Linked DNA regions of Mus musculus: region 2 is linked to region 1. Evidence: chromatin loops called from intact Hi-C (ENCODE). Cell type or tissue: heart. All regions are shown on one strand.

Region 1 (8,000 bases):
TTACTGGGGTGGGCCTCCTCTAATCACATAGACCCTTAACAGCTAGACATTCTCAGCAGAGAAGATAGGCTGGAAGGAGAAATTGGAAATTCCAAACATGAGAAGAACTCCATCTCCTGCTGTGGGTTTGAAGACCACCTGAAGGGGGACATAGGGTGTGGGAGTACATAGGTGGGGACTGCCTGGAGTCAAGAGAGGATCCCAGCTGAGAGCCAGGAAGAGAAGGGAGCCTCAACCCTGCACATACAAATACTTAATTCTTGCAACATCTGACCAGCACAGAATTCTCCCCAGGAACCTGTAGATAAGAACCAGCTAGTGGGACCTTAGGTTTAGCCTTGTGAGATAAGGGAAGAGGAATCAGTATCCATTATCTGGATTTCTACAGAATTGGGCAGGCCGCACTGACACTGCCTAAATTATGTGTTAATTTGTTAAAAGGTCAGTAAAATAGAAATAACTAGACTATGCAGTCCTGAAAACAAAAAGAGGACCTAGAGGGTGGGGTCTACGAAGCAGAGACTCACTCCTTATTGAGACAAAATGTGCAGGAGGAAACATCAGAGAAACAGAAATGCTCAAAGAACTTTGGAAGCACTTGTAGAAAATGGAAGTTGTGGTGGCGGTGGTTACTGTGTGGTTATAAGTGTGGGTGTGTGCACAGGAAAGTGTCTGAAGCAAAGATTAAAAAATAGAGCCTCAGGATGGTCAAGATGGCTCAGAGGATAAAGTCATTGGTCTTCAAGCCCAAAGACCTGAGTTTGGTTCCCATGAAACCTAAAAGGTAGAAGGAAAGAACTGACCTCTTCAGGTTGTCATGTCCTCTGATCTCCATTGTGTGTATGCACGCATGCGCACACACACATGCATACATACACACATACATGTACACACACACACACATACACACACACACAACGACCAAGCAACCAACCAAATAAGTAAGAAGATACTTGAGGTTTGCTCTGTCAGGTGTTAACTTAAGAATCATCCTCCTATTTTTATTAAAGTTTAATTTAGGTTTTGTCAGGTTGTGTCTGGTGGTTCCTCTAATCTAGAGTGTGTACAGTCTTGACTTAAAAGAAGCCTTATTTTTATTTCATTTGTATGAACGTTTTGCCTTTGTGTATGTCTGTGTACCATGCGCATGTGTGCTTTCTGCCAGCAAAGGCCAGAAAGAGAGCTTCAGAACTCTTAGAACTGCAGTTACAGGTGGTTGTCAACCACCATGTGGGTCCTGGGAATCAAACCTGGGTCCTCTGCAAGAGCACAGAGTGCTCCTAACCTCAAACATCTCTTCCTCCCCTGGTCCTGACTTTGAAGATGAGAATTCCTTAGTGGTTCATTTGAATGCCTGTTCAGTTACTTACACTAGGCCGAAACTTCAACCTTCTCAGAGGGTCACCATGCCAGACCTCAGCGGGTCTCATCCAAAGTGTTTGAATCTCAGCCTTTGGACATAGATCTTCAGGGAAGCTTTCGACAGAAGCAGGGGCCTCCATTTGACAATCTGCCACTTCCCCAGGACCGACCCAGCAGTTTTCCCCAGGGTCGGCAGTGTCCCACTCTGCTCTCTGACTCCCCATGGTGACCATGACTGACATGCACACTTAGCTCTGCCTCTTGGGGACAGGGACAACCTGTCCCTCATGGGGAGGAAGTACAACGGCCTTCATGAACATCCACTCCGTCACAGACTAGAGCTGCGCAGTGACAGATGTTTGGACGCACCTCAGAAACAGTGTATCACTTTTCTGCTGAGGGGTCTAGTCTGGCTCCAGTCAACCTGCCAAGGTCAGAAGCTGATGTCAAATGTTTCTGAGTAGAATGATGGAATGATAACAGTTATATTTGAAAAAAAGTAGTAATGTTCATATGGAAGAGAAAGAAAGAGTAGAGGACTTACTGGAAAGATGTCTGCCCTGATGGCTAGAATTGAGGATGGGAGAGTGGCATCTCTTTGGGACTTGCATGTGCGTGCGTGCGTGCGTGTGTGTGTGTGTGTGTGTGTGTGTGTGTGTGTATGTGTGTGTGTGTGTGTGTGTGTGTGTGTGTGTGTGTGTGTGTGTGTGTGTGTGTGTGTAGAGGGGATATAGCTAGGGAAAACCCTGGAAGCTACTCCAGACTCCCTCTCTATCTCTCTTTCTTACCTCTTCACTCTGGGCACATTGTTGTGAGCATGACTAAACACCTAGGATGTTACAAAGGTAAACATTTGGACTAAACTCATCCAACTCTACAACAAAATCATTCACTTCTCATTAAAATGGAATATTCCAGAACAAATTCCATTAAGCCACTTTAATTCTTAATTTGTGCTCTCTGCACACTATCTGACCCGTTCTCAATATTTTCCACTTTAATTTTCATTAGAATCCATTATGCTTCTTGTAAGATTTTTTGCAATAAATATTTTATTTATTGATTTCTTTGGTTTCTAAAAAGTCCTGCTGGGTTACAACTTTTCCTACATGCGTCTTTATGTATGGGCTGATATTTCTATTAAGTTCAGTATTTCTGGTAACAAAAGCTGAACTCTGCCAATGGTTTGTTCTCTGTAAAATTACTCATGGATTTTTATCATTTGGGCTTTTTTCAGGACCTTTTCACATGTATGTATGTATGTATGTATTGCTGCTAATGTTATTATATACTGAATGAAAGACTGATAATTTATATTCCTGTCACACTCTATGGGAAACAATAGAGAGTAATTTGGGATTGCAGCATTGCCAAATCTCCCTGTCTGAAGCAGGATGCCTTCTTTATCTCGCAGGCTCATCCTTGCATTGTTTTCTCTTTAGGAGATGCTGCCCATCCTATAGTCTTCCCGGACAGTTTCTGGATTTTACTAATTGATTTCCAGCATGTAGAAAATCCCACTTTAGGTGCCATTTGCATTAATAACCTGCAGCTTTGACAAGTTTTTTATTCAATTACTTTTGGTTGATCTTTCACACACGGACTAGTTCCAAGATTCCACAGGAGTTATAAATAGGTATGTTTGGAACAACATAAGATTAGTCAAGGCCATCTGGCGTGATGACTGCCGGCTCTTAACAAGCACAGCAGGTCAGAATGTATTCAGAGTTGAAACTGGTGGAGCCAAAACATCCGCTCACTCAGAAACTGTGGATGGATTCTAAGAAGTAATTAAGAAAGAAAGTGAAAAGCGGCTTTCACTTGAGCTGTAAAGATGCTAGAACAGTGTTCCACAGGCAGAATCTCACTAGCATACTCTACAGCCATGGTGCGCTTACCCCTGATGATTAATGAAGAGAGTAATGGCTGCCAGAGCCTTGGACAGAGCTTTGCAGGTTTTTCCGATGTCTATTTTGTTAAATGGGTGGTATTTTCTAAGAATTTACTTTTGATAATGACCAGTGTGCCAGTTTGAGTCTTCATCTTTTGCCGGAAAAGATTTTCTGGGGTTGAGGTTAACTCTTTGAGTATGTTAGTTACTTCTTGACACATTTCTAAAATGGGTGAGCTTCTTTCACTTGGTAGAAAGCTCAGGGAAGGAACAGAAAAGGTGTCTGTTGGAGGTCACAGCTGTGTGGCCAAAGCCTTTGCTATGTTTGAGGCAAAACACAAATGGGGATGGGGCCAGGCAGTGCTGTGAGGAGCCCAAGCCACTATTAGAAAACACACTTTATATTCTTCTGTTTCCAAAACTATATCTCAGTGTGCTGCTGGTTGTACAGGTCTAGAAAATTCTGCTGTGCCTTTGCCTCTTAATCTTCCCAACCAGGATATTTGAATTTCAAATAATCAGAGTACACACTGCCCCTCCTCTACACACACAGTCAGCCTCCACATCCATGGACCCTCTGTTGACAGACTCAATCAGCTGCACACTATCTGGAAAAGAAAAACACAGCCATAGTGGGTACATATAGACATGTTCTTAGTCATCATTCCCCAAACAGTACAGCATACACACTACCTTCATTTATACTGCATTTGGGATCTCTGGTATTGTGACATGATTTAAGGTTTATTGGAGGGTGTGTATGAGTCCTATGCAAATACTCTGTAGATTTATGTAGGGGTCTTGGCCATATGCAGATATTGCCCTCTATAGGTACTAAAGATGTAGAGAATCTTATTCTTTAAACCTTATTTGTAAGGTCATGACCTCATTTAACCATAACTACAAAAACTGTATGTTAGCTATTGGCATGTATGCTTAACTAAATATGCATGGCAAAATAACTTGTACAAAAACTGCATATCTACCTTTATATTTTTTCAACACCTTTCTTTTCAAAAAGTCCTATCTGGCTTGTGATCTCTGTCCCATTTGGTCCCTGATCTAATATTATTGTGTCTCTGAATCTTTATCCACTGACATTCTTCCTTGTATCAAGCAACAAATTCTCCAAACTTAATGTGGATGTCTCCCACCCTGACTTGTAAGGAATCCAATGTGATAATAGTCAGAGGTATGATGTTTGAGATGGAATAGGTCACAAGAGTGGAGCTATCATTTATGAAATGAGCACTTGAAACACTGGGGCTAATAAACCATGATAGTTGCTCTCAATAAAACCTGCTCCAGGCCCATGAATATGTATCATCAAGAAGCCCCACTTTGAGACAGTCTGATGGACAATATTATCAACAGTCCTCACTGCATATCCCTTCCACATGTCCAGTTGGTTCTAGTCTTCAAAAAGGTTTTACAGTTACAAAGAATTCAAACATATATTGGTTTCATCTCTGAGTGAATTCACTAGTAAAAAGACAAACAATAATTTTCTTTTCTTTCTCCTTTCCAACAACTTCATTCCTGAAGCTGTGAGGGGAAATGCCCTCCTTTCTGCCTACATCGTCAAATGGTTCATGCCAACTGCTTGGGTAGTAGAAAAGTCATATGTTTAGTTGGACCTGAGGCAGCAATTCTTGGCACATTAGTCACAGCAGGCTAACTGCTGTAAAAAATAGCCCTCACTATCTAACATTTAGCATTGTCAAAGTCTCTGTGTTTCCCATGCCACAACAGCAAAAGGCAAAAGGCACTGGGACATGAGATCTTAAACTGAACAGTGGAGAGAGAGGTAAGAGAGGATGAAGATGGATGGAGGTGGAGATGGGTTCTCAAGGGGAGGGGTTTAATGAGCCCTGATAGAAATGGGATGCACATCATGTCTACTCATACATCGTGATGAGAAAGAATCCAAAGGGTCACAGAGGAAGTCTGCAAGACCTTGTATTTAAGTCACTGTGAAATAAGATTCTGAGAAGAGAAAAGACCTCCCAATAAAACCATAGTTTCCCAAACCCTTCACATTGTTTTGCTCCATGAAAAGGCTGTTTATTAGAATTATGGAAATCCTTTGATTCTAGTGTAGTTTTCGGTAATTTGCCGGTAGATTCAGGGTCATATTTGGGGTACATCACCCCGGTAGAATCTTCTAGAGTAGAGAAATGCTTTCTCAGAAGTGGAGCCATTCAGGCTTAACCAATGAGGGCAAAGTATGGGTCCTTTGAATGTAGCCTCTGGGCAAGATCATGCTCCAGTGATTGCCCTGGGTTGTTAAGAAGTTGTCTCTAACAGAACAGAAAAGATCACTGGTGGACTTGTAACTACTCACCTAGAAGAAGTAGATGAAGAGACTTTCAGCACTCCCCACCCCTACTTAGTAGACTAGTTAAAAGCTCCAAACACAAAGGAGTATTTTTAGCATCAGATCTGTAAAGCACATTGTACCCAAGATGGGATTTGAGTGAACTCCAACATAGAAAAGTCATTTTACAATCTGGAGCCGTGTCACATGGGGAAATGTGTTAAATAATACTTTCCTTTCCAAGAGGATTGGATAGCTTGTATAATGAGTTTCTTACCTCAAGATTTTTTCTTTTTGTTAAAAAAATTGTCTTCTGCTACAACCGTCACATTTCGACTATGGACAGCCAAAAGAGATCACATTCTTATGGCAGAGTCCTTTGTCTTTTGATCTTTCCTCTAACATTACTCTGTAATGAGTAAGTTTCTGCCAAGGTGTCCATATCAAGGCCATAGTCACCAGAGTTTAAGTATGTGAAAAGGCCCAGCAACACAGACTGCCTTGAGATGGTTGCTGTTTGTCTGGCATCCTTTGTTCTCACAGGTCTCTGGTAATAGGCCTGTAGAACCTAATATGCTTGCTTGAATATCCCATTCAAATAATCTGTCTAAAAGCAGGCCCTGGAATGTAATAGAATGCCAATCAAGGGCATCAGTCCTGTGGTCAGCCCCTGCACATCTGACATGAGCAAAGCTTTCCTTGGCTTCATGTTTCATCCTCCTCTAATCACCAGTGGAATCAACTCAGATGTACAGTTTAAGGATGAATGAATCTATTTTTTTTTCATGGTACTTCCCCCACCCCCAAATCAATGTTTATTGTTTTGAGATCCCAGTTGAAAGACATTAAAAATAAAATACACAACTTCGGGGGTGGGCAGAGGTTGCCATTGTATTCTGGAAACTAAAGCCATTCAAAGTTAAAGGCACTTGTTACTCAGGCATCTTGACACCCAGATAACTGCTCCTAACAGTGAATAGGCATCTTGGTAGTGTGGCTTCAGATAGGATTGGTATAAGAAGAAGAGACAAAGTGGAAGCCACATCTCTTCACCCTGTTTTAAAAACTGCATTGTCAAACTCCTTTGAGGTAAGTACAATGTATTTAATTAATCTTTTTGGTTTACTCTATAGAACTGCATAGTAGGATTCTATTGTCTAGAGGAAGCCTGGGGCTGGATCCAGTCTGGCTTGATAACTCACCTGTTTTGCTTTCATTGAACAATGCCCCTTCTCACCCCTGTAAATCTTGAATTCTGAATACAATCATGCATACTGTATGTCTGGGAGACCGATGGCATGACCTCATCATGGAAGCAATTTACAGGCACAATACAAATGCATGCCTGTATTCAGAAGTGTTTTTCTTATAACCATTGTAAACTAGTTCATTTTGTAAGGGGCCATTTCAAGACAAGGGCCTGCTCATTCCGGCAGTCACAGTTGCTCCGAATGCAAAAGATGGTCTGGCTTGTGGAGCCACTGTGAGGGTGACTCTAACTCAGTTGGGAGGGATTTGGTGTCTTTGAATAAGGCCTTTGCTGGCCCAGTGCGCACTTCTTCAGGTTTTGGAAGTCAGCAGATCAGAGAGACTTGGAGTCTGCAGCCAAGAGTGATATAGACCTGTACTGCTATTTTGAACTTGTTCCTATGAGTCAGATCCAAGGGTATCTTTATACCTTTGGTAACACTACCTCTCTGTGGGACCTGGAAAGGCAGTCTGTGTCCTGGTCAAGTGAGGCTTACTCCTGAGACCCAGTAGAAAACTCTACAATGGACGGAACAGTGAGCCACGTCCCCAGACACAGGTGCCTGACACCACGAGTCCTCAAGTTCATAATCCTGTGACTATCAGTCATGTAGACAATGTCCCAAGCTCCTGGTATTCTGACTAGATTCCACCCCCACGGTTAACCTGGCAATAGCCAGGTATGTTCCTCCCAACAGTTACCTGACCAGGGACCTATTGACAGTTGATAGCTAATGGGAAAGGGAGAGCCAGGTTTCTCTAAGGGTGCAGACGCTGGTGGGTTGAACATTCTCCACTGAAGGCTTTTCATTCAAGAGTATATGGTCAGCACATACTATGCTTGATTGATTAAAAAAAAAATGGAAGACAGGAGGTCGGGTGGGTAGGGAGGGGGAGCGGGGATAAATGTGGGAGGAGTGGGACTAGGAGATGTATGAAATCAAAATGCATTGTATAGAACTGCCAGAAAAGTAACAAAAAATGAGGAAACAATAAAGGAGTTGGCTCAAGAGAGGTTAAGAGCACATAGGGCTCTTGCAGAGTACTTGGGTTTGGGTTCATGACTACCTGTAACTCCAGCTATAGGGGGTTGATAGTCTCCTCTGGCTTCCAAGGGCACCTGAACTCATGTGTACAACCCACACATATTACTACAGTTTAAAAACAATAAAAATAAGTCTT
Region 2 (8,000 bases), 110 kb after region 1:
TTTTTCAGCTACATTATGCATTAAAAATGAAGTCCTCTGGATTTAGTGATGAATAACACATCAGTTCCTTCCTGCTTATTTATATACATTTGGCAGTTCAAATGTATATAATGTAATCATCAGATCAATAAACAAATGCTTTTTGAAAAATTGAACTTAATGCATTTTAATATTCTATGAGTATGAATTTTAGAGCAGTGCCATCCTTGATGAGGGCAATGCCTTTCAAATGTAGAATTATTTTGTAGACTGGAGTGGAAAGCACTGCATTTGCTTACCATGCCCCATTTATATCTTATTATTCTGGCTGCATTTTAGATAATAAAAATGTCACTTTTTTTAAATGGAGGAGCTGTTTCTATCCCTCAGCATCCATGCAAAGATGCTTCCACGGAAGAGTCTCACATCATCAGCTCAAAAGGAAGTGCTATGCTCTCTAGTCCATTGTATTCTGGCAAACTGACACATCCATCTATCAAAGCTAGTGTCTCACTCTTTTAGTCCTAAGTGTATGGACTCAGGTTTTTTTTTATTAAGATGGAAAATGGTCTATGAGTTTTGGATACTCTCAGAACTATTTCACTTATTCGAGTATAAAAATATTAGTTCAGTGTTACCAAGTATGAAGAATGTCTTTGGAAACTTATGGGACATGTTGAAAAACAAGTTACCAAAGGGATTTCAACCTTCTTACAGAAAGCAAGGAGGGCATCCTGGGCTTGTCTTTCATTTTTCTGTGTTCTAGGAGTCAGGGGGGTAACAGACAAATGGCTGCCTCTGAGGCTGTATGTTAGCTTTTCCACACTGCCCATTGTAACCTCAGGGGCTCCGTGGAAGGACTGCTAAGAAATTTGTCCAAATTATCTGAAAGTCTCTGTTCTTCAGAAGGGGGATTGCCTAGCAATGGGCAGTGTATCTTGGCAGAGAGTCCATCCATTCCTGCTTATGGTGGAGTAAGCTCACTCTCAGTGTAGACTCAAAGGCAGCCCACATTTTGGAACACTGCTCTGAGGGAGACGACATACATTATAGGAAGCCATCTCCTTCTGTGGTGAAGGCATTACAGTACTAAAAGACAGGGAGAATTCTTCTGTTTAATTTCTATCACTCTCTTTTTAAGTGAGCCCTGAACTCATACACTGGAATTGTGCTTCATGAAGAGGTTAAAATAATAATTCCAATCAGACATTCTAAAAGTGAGAAAGGATTTTATGACCCACATAGTAATGACTAAACTAAAAATAATGAATAGAGTGAATAACATCATCATTTCAGATTTGAAGTGACCTCCATATAGGCTTCAGCCTCAAACCTTCAGTTTTCTAGATGAAGCAGCTTGGCTCCCTGTGACAAAAGATCTAATGAGACAGTGAGTGGTGATGTCAGACATCCAGTCTGGTTTCTTAGGATTTTATTGTTCAGTCCAATACTCTTTATATAACAACATGTAACTAAATTTGGTGTCCTTTGACCACGAGTCAGAAATACTTCTGACCACACTGCACTATTTTCCTGAGCAACACTAAAAGCCTCTATAAATCCCTGCACTATCACCATTTCATGAATATGCTTTAATTAAAAGTGTTTACATGTAACAGCCTAGATTTTTCCAATTTCATTTAAATGTGCATTCAAGGAGAGTGGTGTTTTTCTACTGAAAAGAATTTCTCAAAGCGATTATGGCACCACATCTTTAATGAGCTTTAATCAAGAGTGACCTTGCACAAAACAGTCCTGAGATCAGCACAGCTCCATTGCAGGGGACTTTTCAATGAACTCAGCAGTAAGTCCTAAGAGGGACTGGCTTCAAGTTGGAGTTTCAGTAGTTCTGATTCAATTCTTCCCTCTGGTGTTTCCTGAAAGTCACCACCTTGACTTCTGGAGGATCCCATGTCCCAGGGTTATGTGGACAGCAGTTTGTAGATGAGGTCACAAGGCATTTACCACAACTTTGGAGACTTTGTAAGACTTAAGCTCATGTATGGAGGTATCTGGGAGCCCATGACTTACTTCTCTTTGAAAACTGCAGTGTTAATAAAATTCATGCTGATTCTGTGTTCTGGCAAATGGTAACAAACGGTACTTGCTCTGCATTCTGAGAAGCTGAGCCAGGGTGTTGCTTCTTCAGTGGCATGCGTTGCTTGCAGGGCCAGTTGCATCCCTGTTAAATAAGGAACGACTTGTAGAGAATATGTTTTGTGGGGATTTACAGCTTTCATTAACGAACCAAGTTCAGAGATTTTAAGGACTTTAGCAAAGAGAATACTGCCTGAAACTGCTTCCAACTCAGCTCTTGGTCTAATCTCTCCTGCTCTGAGGATCCAGTCATAGTTGTATTGCTATCACTGCTTGAGTCTTGGGCTGGGGCTGCTTAGCCCTCATCAGCCTAGGAACAGAACCACCGTCTGATGTCTCTGTAGTAATCCTGAAATAAAGACACATTCAACCACGGAGACCCAATAACAGTTTTCAGATTGAAGCTCTATTCATTTAGAGCTAACATTTACCTCTGTAAGCTGGCACAGAAATCCTTAACATGGTCCAATAGAGGTCCAGGTCCAGTCCAGACTTATGTAGAAGCCTGAACTCCACTTGCCTGTGCTTCTTTATATATATATATATATATAATTTTATGGGTGTGAATAGTTTACCTATATGTATGTATGTGCCGCATGTACATGTCTGCCACCCACAGAGGCCAGAAGAGACTGTTCTATTCTCTAGTATTGGAGTTATGGAAAGGTGTGAGCTGCCATGCAGGTGCTAGGAACTGAACCTTCTGCAAGAGGAGCAAGTGATTTTAACCACTGGGCCATCTCTCCAGCCTGCCGTCTGATATTTTAATTCACCAAATTTGTGATAATCTGTCCCAGAAGTCCCAGGTAACAAGTAAATGAAAGGTTTGATGGAGCTTGGCAAAAATGCTGTCTGGTCCCGCCTCAGTTATGGTAAAAGTAGTGAATATTTTAAATCAAATATTAGCTATGCACAATACATAAGAATATAGAAATGTGGTGTGTATATGTTGTGTGTTTAAAACCAATACTTACCCACATTTTATCTGTCTGTGTACTTTCTAAAGTATCCATCATTTCTGACTTTTGCAATTATTCTGCCAAGAAAAAAATGACATATCTGAGCTTTTATGAAGATGACAATGATTTATTGAGATGTGTCATCCAGTGAGTGGCAATGCTGGTCGAGAATTCTGGTCTCTTTGATTCTGTAAGCTTCTAGAATGGTGCAGTGGTAATGCAGCGGCTTTCTGGTGGATCCAGGGACTAGAGCTCAGAAGCTGCACGCTGCTCACTCACGTTTACCTTGCATCCTGCCCAGAGCCGGTCGGATGGCCGGGCTCCCGATCCGGAAGGCCTTCCCGTGTTCCTGACAACTGGGGTGTAAGGAATCCTCCCTTTCTCTCTCCTGTGCACTCTCTCTCCCCTTCCCTCTTTCCCTGCCCTCGCTTCCCTGAGCATTAATGAAATGAGATTCATGTCGAAATTTGTTTTCCGTGAGTGTGTAGAAAAAGAAGAAAATAGTGAATTGCTCTGATTGTTCTTCCATAGGACACTCCAAACATAATGCAAGTAGTTTTGGTATTTCAATCAACACAAAATTAGTGAGCACCAATGGGGAAAAGCCACATTTAACCTCATTTTCTAACGACTCCCGGATGTTTTATTCTGCAGAGCTTTAGTTCAGATTATTGTTTACTAATTGAGATGAATTAGATGCTTTTCAGATGTTGCAGGATTTATGCACTCTTAATCTGGAGAGACTTTCTCTGACTGGAACATTCTACATTTGCACAGTGAACAACCGGGATACATAGAAAAAGCTCTCAGGACATCGGATCTACAGTGCTTTCAACCTTCATGCCAAACCTCTCACCCTGAGCAGCTGGAAACATGGTTTACACAGAACACAGTTCCCACTCTTGCTCCTTTCTCACGCCTTGTTTTCAAACATCTAACCTCCCTCACACCTGAAAACACCTGAGAAACAGGGCGGCTCTCTCTTGTTCACCTTGTTCCATCATCATTAATGCTAATATCTGCTTCCTTACAATGAACATGCATGGTTCATAAACGAGGATAGAACTATTATTCAGCTTGTGAATGTGTGCATGGGCATGCACACATGTGCATACACACATGCCTTTTGATGCAAGCATTTATTTAAATGCTTAACAAATGCTAACCTTATAGATCTTTGCAATGAACAAGTACATACACTGGTAATACATTTAAAAATATTTTTTAAATTGTGTGTGTGTGTGTGTGTGTGTGTGTGCATGAATGAAGTTGTCCATGGAGGCCAGAAGTGGGAGCTGGATCCCCTGGAGCTGGAGTTACATGCAGTAGTGAGAACTGTAGATGTAGACTCTGGGAACTGAATGCTTAATGGCTGAGCCATCTCTCCAGCCCCTACATTTTCAAAGCCAAATGAATGTTAATAAAAGAAAGTCAATGGATAAGTAGATGAATGGACAGACTGAACATTCTCTCTTCTGGGCATCCTTAATGTTCTCATCACTCTTGGATTTTAAACACAAGTACATTGCATTTCTGTGTTTGCTGCATGGACCAAAGAAGCTAACTTACACAATGGACAATACTACCAGCGACCTTTGGATTCTGAAACACATGACTTGTTTAAAACTGATCCAGAAAGACTGTTCTAGAAGGTTTTCTGGGCATTTAAAAGCTGCTCTGAATTTATTCCAAAAAGTGGGTGATATGAGAGCCTGTAAAACATAAACCACATGAGCTGCAAAAATGCCTAGATGGGGCATGGTCACTCCATTACCAAGACAGAATTCCTCTAGCAAAAGGCTCCTAACCCTTCCAGTGAACTCCACCCTGCCTCTGATTAGCTCAGTTCCCAAATTAAGCCCGCAGACCTTCTATTTAAGGGCCTGTCAAACTCCGTTTTGATTACTAGTTGTGATTCCCGTTGCCATGATGAGAGTGGCCTTCAGCATTCCCGAGAATGATCACGCCCCTGAAGGACGAGGAAAGCAGATTCGAGTGACACTGGCCCCACACATGTCTGTCATCATCAAACAGCTCTGTGCATTCATGGCCTAAGCACAATAGGGTTGCTTTCAAAGGAGCCAAGAAATGTTTCATTTCTGAAGGCAGATGGGTCTGTAGCAGTGTGGACTATCCACTTGACAGGGTTTAGAGTCATCTAGAATACAAATTTCCAGACACACCTACTAGGGGATTGTTTAAATCCCTGGCAGGCTTGTGAAGGAATGTCTTGGTTGGGTTAATTGCAGTGGGAGACACTCTAAAAGTAAGGCAGCTGGCCGAATTTCAGGCAGGCAGGAGAGAGGTGAATGCTGGTACAATCCTCCTTTTCATTCAGTCTGCATCTGAGGTACACGAAATGCTGCTGCTCACATTCAGGGCAGGTCTTCAGGCTTCACTTACACCAATATGCAAGGGTCCCACACTCACAGGCTGAAGTGTGTCTCCTGGGTGACTTTAAATCCCATCAAGTTGAAAGATGAATTGTTGTAGTATGCCACTGCAAATTGACTCCTCTCAGTTCTGTTTCTGAGAGTTACTTTGGAGAAAATGGGAGTCACTGAAAGGCCTGGGGCCTGGGATTATCTACAGGCTCATTCACTTGCATTCTAACACATAGCTTGGGAGGACTGGATCACTAGGATTACCTGTGTGTGGGCCCTTGTGGTTTAATTCATGTACATGGGACATGCACTGATCCCAAGGTGGCTCAGGGCTCTGACTGTGAAAGGCCCAGCAGACCAAATGAAGCCGCACGTTCTATGCCCTGATACTAGAAAGTTTTCTGGCCCCACAGTCACTATTAACACCAGGCATTGGTCCACACTTCTGTTACAGCCTGTCTCTATCCCTTTCAGCTCTGATGTAGCTCTCTTGGAAGTCTTGAAGCATTCTGATGTCTGGATTTGTCAGTACCCCACCTCAATGGAGGTCACATGCAGATGGGGTTGTGAAAAGCTCTTCTCTGAGTGTGACAGCTTTTGACACAGGCATCCTGGGCACCATGTTCTTACAGTTCAGAGACGTTTTAGTGAGATCAGTTCTGAAGCATGAAAAGAGAGGAAAAAAATGTAGGGATCTGAAGGCTCCTTGAGACTCTGAGAAGGCAGCACCTGCTCAAATCTCCCTGGGATTTTGAGATCATCCACCAACCTGGCTTTGCCTCTCTGCTGAGCTCTGCTCTTTCTGAACTCTCAACCTGACCTTTTAGTCCATACCTTTGTTTGGTATGGAAATATCTCATCAGGAATCACTGGGAATAGACAATATTTATCTTTGAACTCAGCAAGTCTTAGTTTTATTTATTTATTTTTTTATTTCTGTTAAGGTTTGCTTAAAAGGGAAAGACGCCTTCTTTTAAGCTTATCTTTTTCTGTTTTTACCTTTGTATGCACAGATAGAAGAAACTTTGGAAATGTTAACAATGCACCTTGGAATGACCTTGGGTGACATGATTTCTGTGACATGTCAGTTGTCCCTGCTATGGAAATGCTTCCATGACACACAGGTTTTTTTTTTTCCAGGCCCCTCCAATTCCACTTTCTGGGCCTTCTCTCCAGGCCATTCTGTTCCACTCACTCCTGGGTTCCAGAACTAATTACATGGTTTGAGTTTGTTATTACAGAACTCACAACCGCCTCTAAGCACCAAATTCTCTTCAAACTACACAACAATCCACCTCAATCCTCAAGACAAAAGCTATTTCTTGAAAACATTTGATCCTGAATGTCAATAATTTAGAAGAAATAGCTGGTATGGACCCTGTTGGTTTGGTTTCTGATTCTTCAACTTGGGAAAATGGGGCTATCACAATGGCTGTGAACCAGATTTGCCTAGTTTAACCCTGTGACATGGGGAAGCACATGAGAAGACACTAAAGAAGTAGGGAAGAATTTAAGACACAATTTACAAATAAGGGATCATGTGTGTGCCAGAAACCAGGGAGGTTGGTAATTCAAATAATGTAAGCAGGAGCTATTAAGATGGTGAGCACAGCTGATTTATCTACAAGAACACCACTGATGTCCACAGGAAGTAAATCATTTGAGAGTGAAACAATATGCAAGCAAATAAATGATGAATGATAAATGATCTTAAGTTGCATGGTGTATCATGAAAACATTCCAAAATTGCATGTCTTGATTAAAAGTTTGACCACATGCTATATACTGCATTTGATTGATAGGTTTCTGCTGTCTCCCAAAGTCATCACCTTCACCATCCCTAACCATAGTGGATGTATCTAAGATTCCACAAACAGAACCAATACTATCAATATACTTTTCTGCTACACGTAGACATCTAAAATAGAGTTAAACTCACAAATTAGGCATAGTAAAAGATAATAATAACTAATAACAGAATTTTGAGGTTATAAAATACAGTGAAATAAAATTGCCTGTATCAGCACTCTTGACTTTAGAACACAGTTTTAAGTAAAGTAAATGTTATCTGAATATAAAAACTGAGAAGACAGTAAGTGACACAGAAGGGTAGCATATACAATATAGATACACTGACTGCAGGATGGTTCATATCCCAGCAGGATGGAGTAGGGAGGTGTATCCTCTATTTGATACATCCCACAATTTAATATGTGTGCCTTGTTTTCAGACCACAGTTAATCATAGATAATTTTAAAAACTGTGGATAAAGTCATATTAGTATATTCTAAATGGAATTAGAATGTTTAAATTCTATGTAATTTTGCTTAGATTTTTGTGGATATCCAAATGTATTTTCTATATCACATTTGGGAAATGTCTTGGGTTTTCTATTGCTCTGAAGAGATAACATGGCCACATCAACTTCTATAAGTGAAACTATTTAGCTGGGGCTGTCTTAAAGTTTCAGAGGTTTAGTCCATTACTGTCATGGCAGGGAACATGGTGGCATGCAGGCAGACATGGTGCTGAAGAAGGAGCTAAGATCTGGATTGGCAAGAAATAGAAGATAGTGAGACAC

What was found. Peaks named below come from ENCODE experiments on the same cell type or tissue, not always from the same donor. Only the 100,000 strongest peaks of a DNase experiment are listed, where the experiment ranks them.
Region 2: a loop joins it to region 1, with 7 times the contacts of the local background. A loop is called at or near these places in 3 of 42 quality-filtered maps.

Annotation. Positions count from the first base shown.
Region 1 is chr12:16,218,269-16,226,268 of GRCm38, reverse strand. All of the region lies in intron 1 of Gm36372 (a long non-coding RNA gene), which reads left to right. Among named protein-coding and RNA genes, the nearest start is that of Gm48606, 10 kb to the left of the region's middle. In heart, no CTCF peak of the experiment used is centred here; no DNase peak of the experiment used is centred here.
Region 2 is chr12:16,104,112-16,112,111 of GRCm38, reverse strand. No RefSeq gene overlaps it. Among named protein-coding and RNA genes, the nearest start is that of Gm36235, 93 kb to the right of the region's middle. In heart, no CTCF peak of the experiment used is centred here; a DNase peak (open chromatin) is centred at 4,981; H3K27ac peaks cover 396 bases.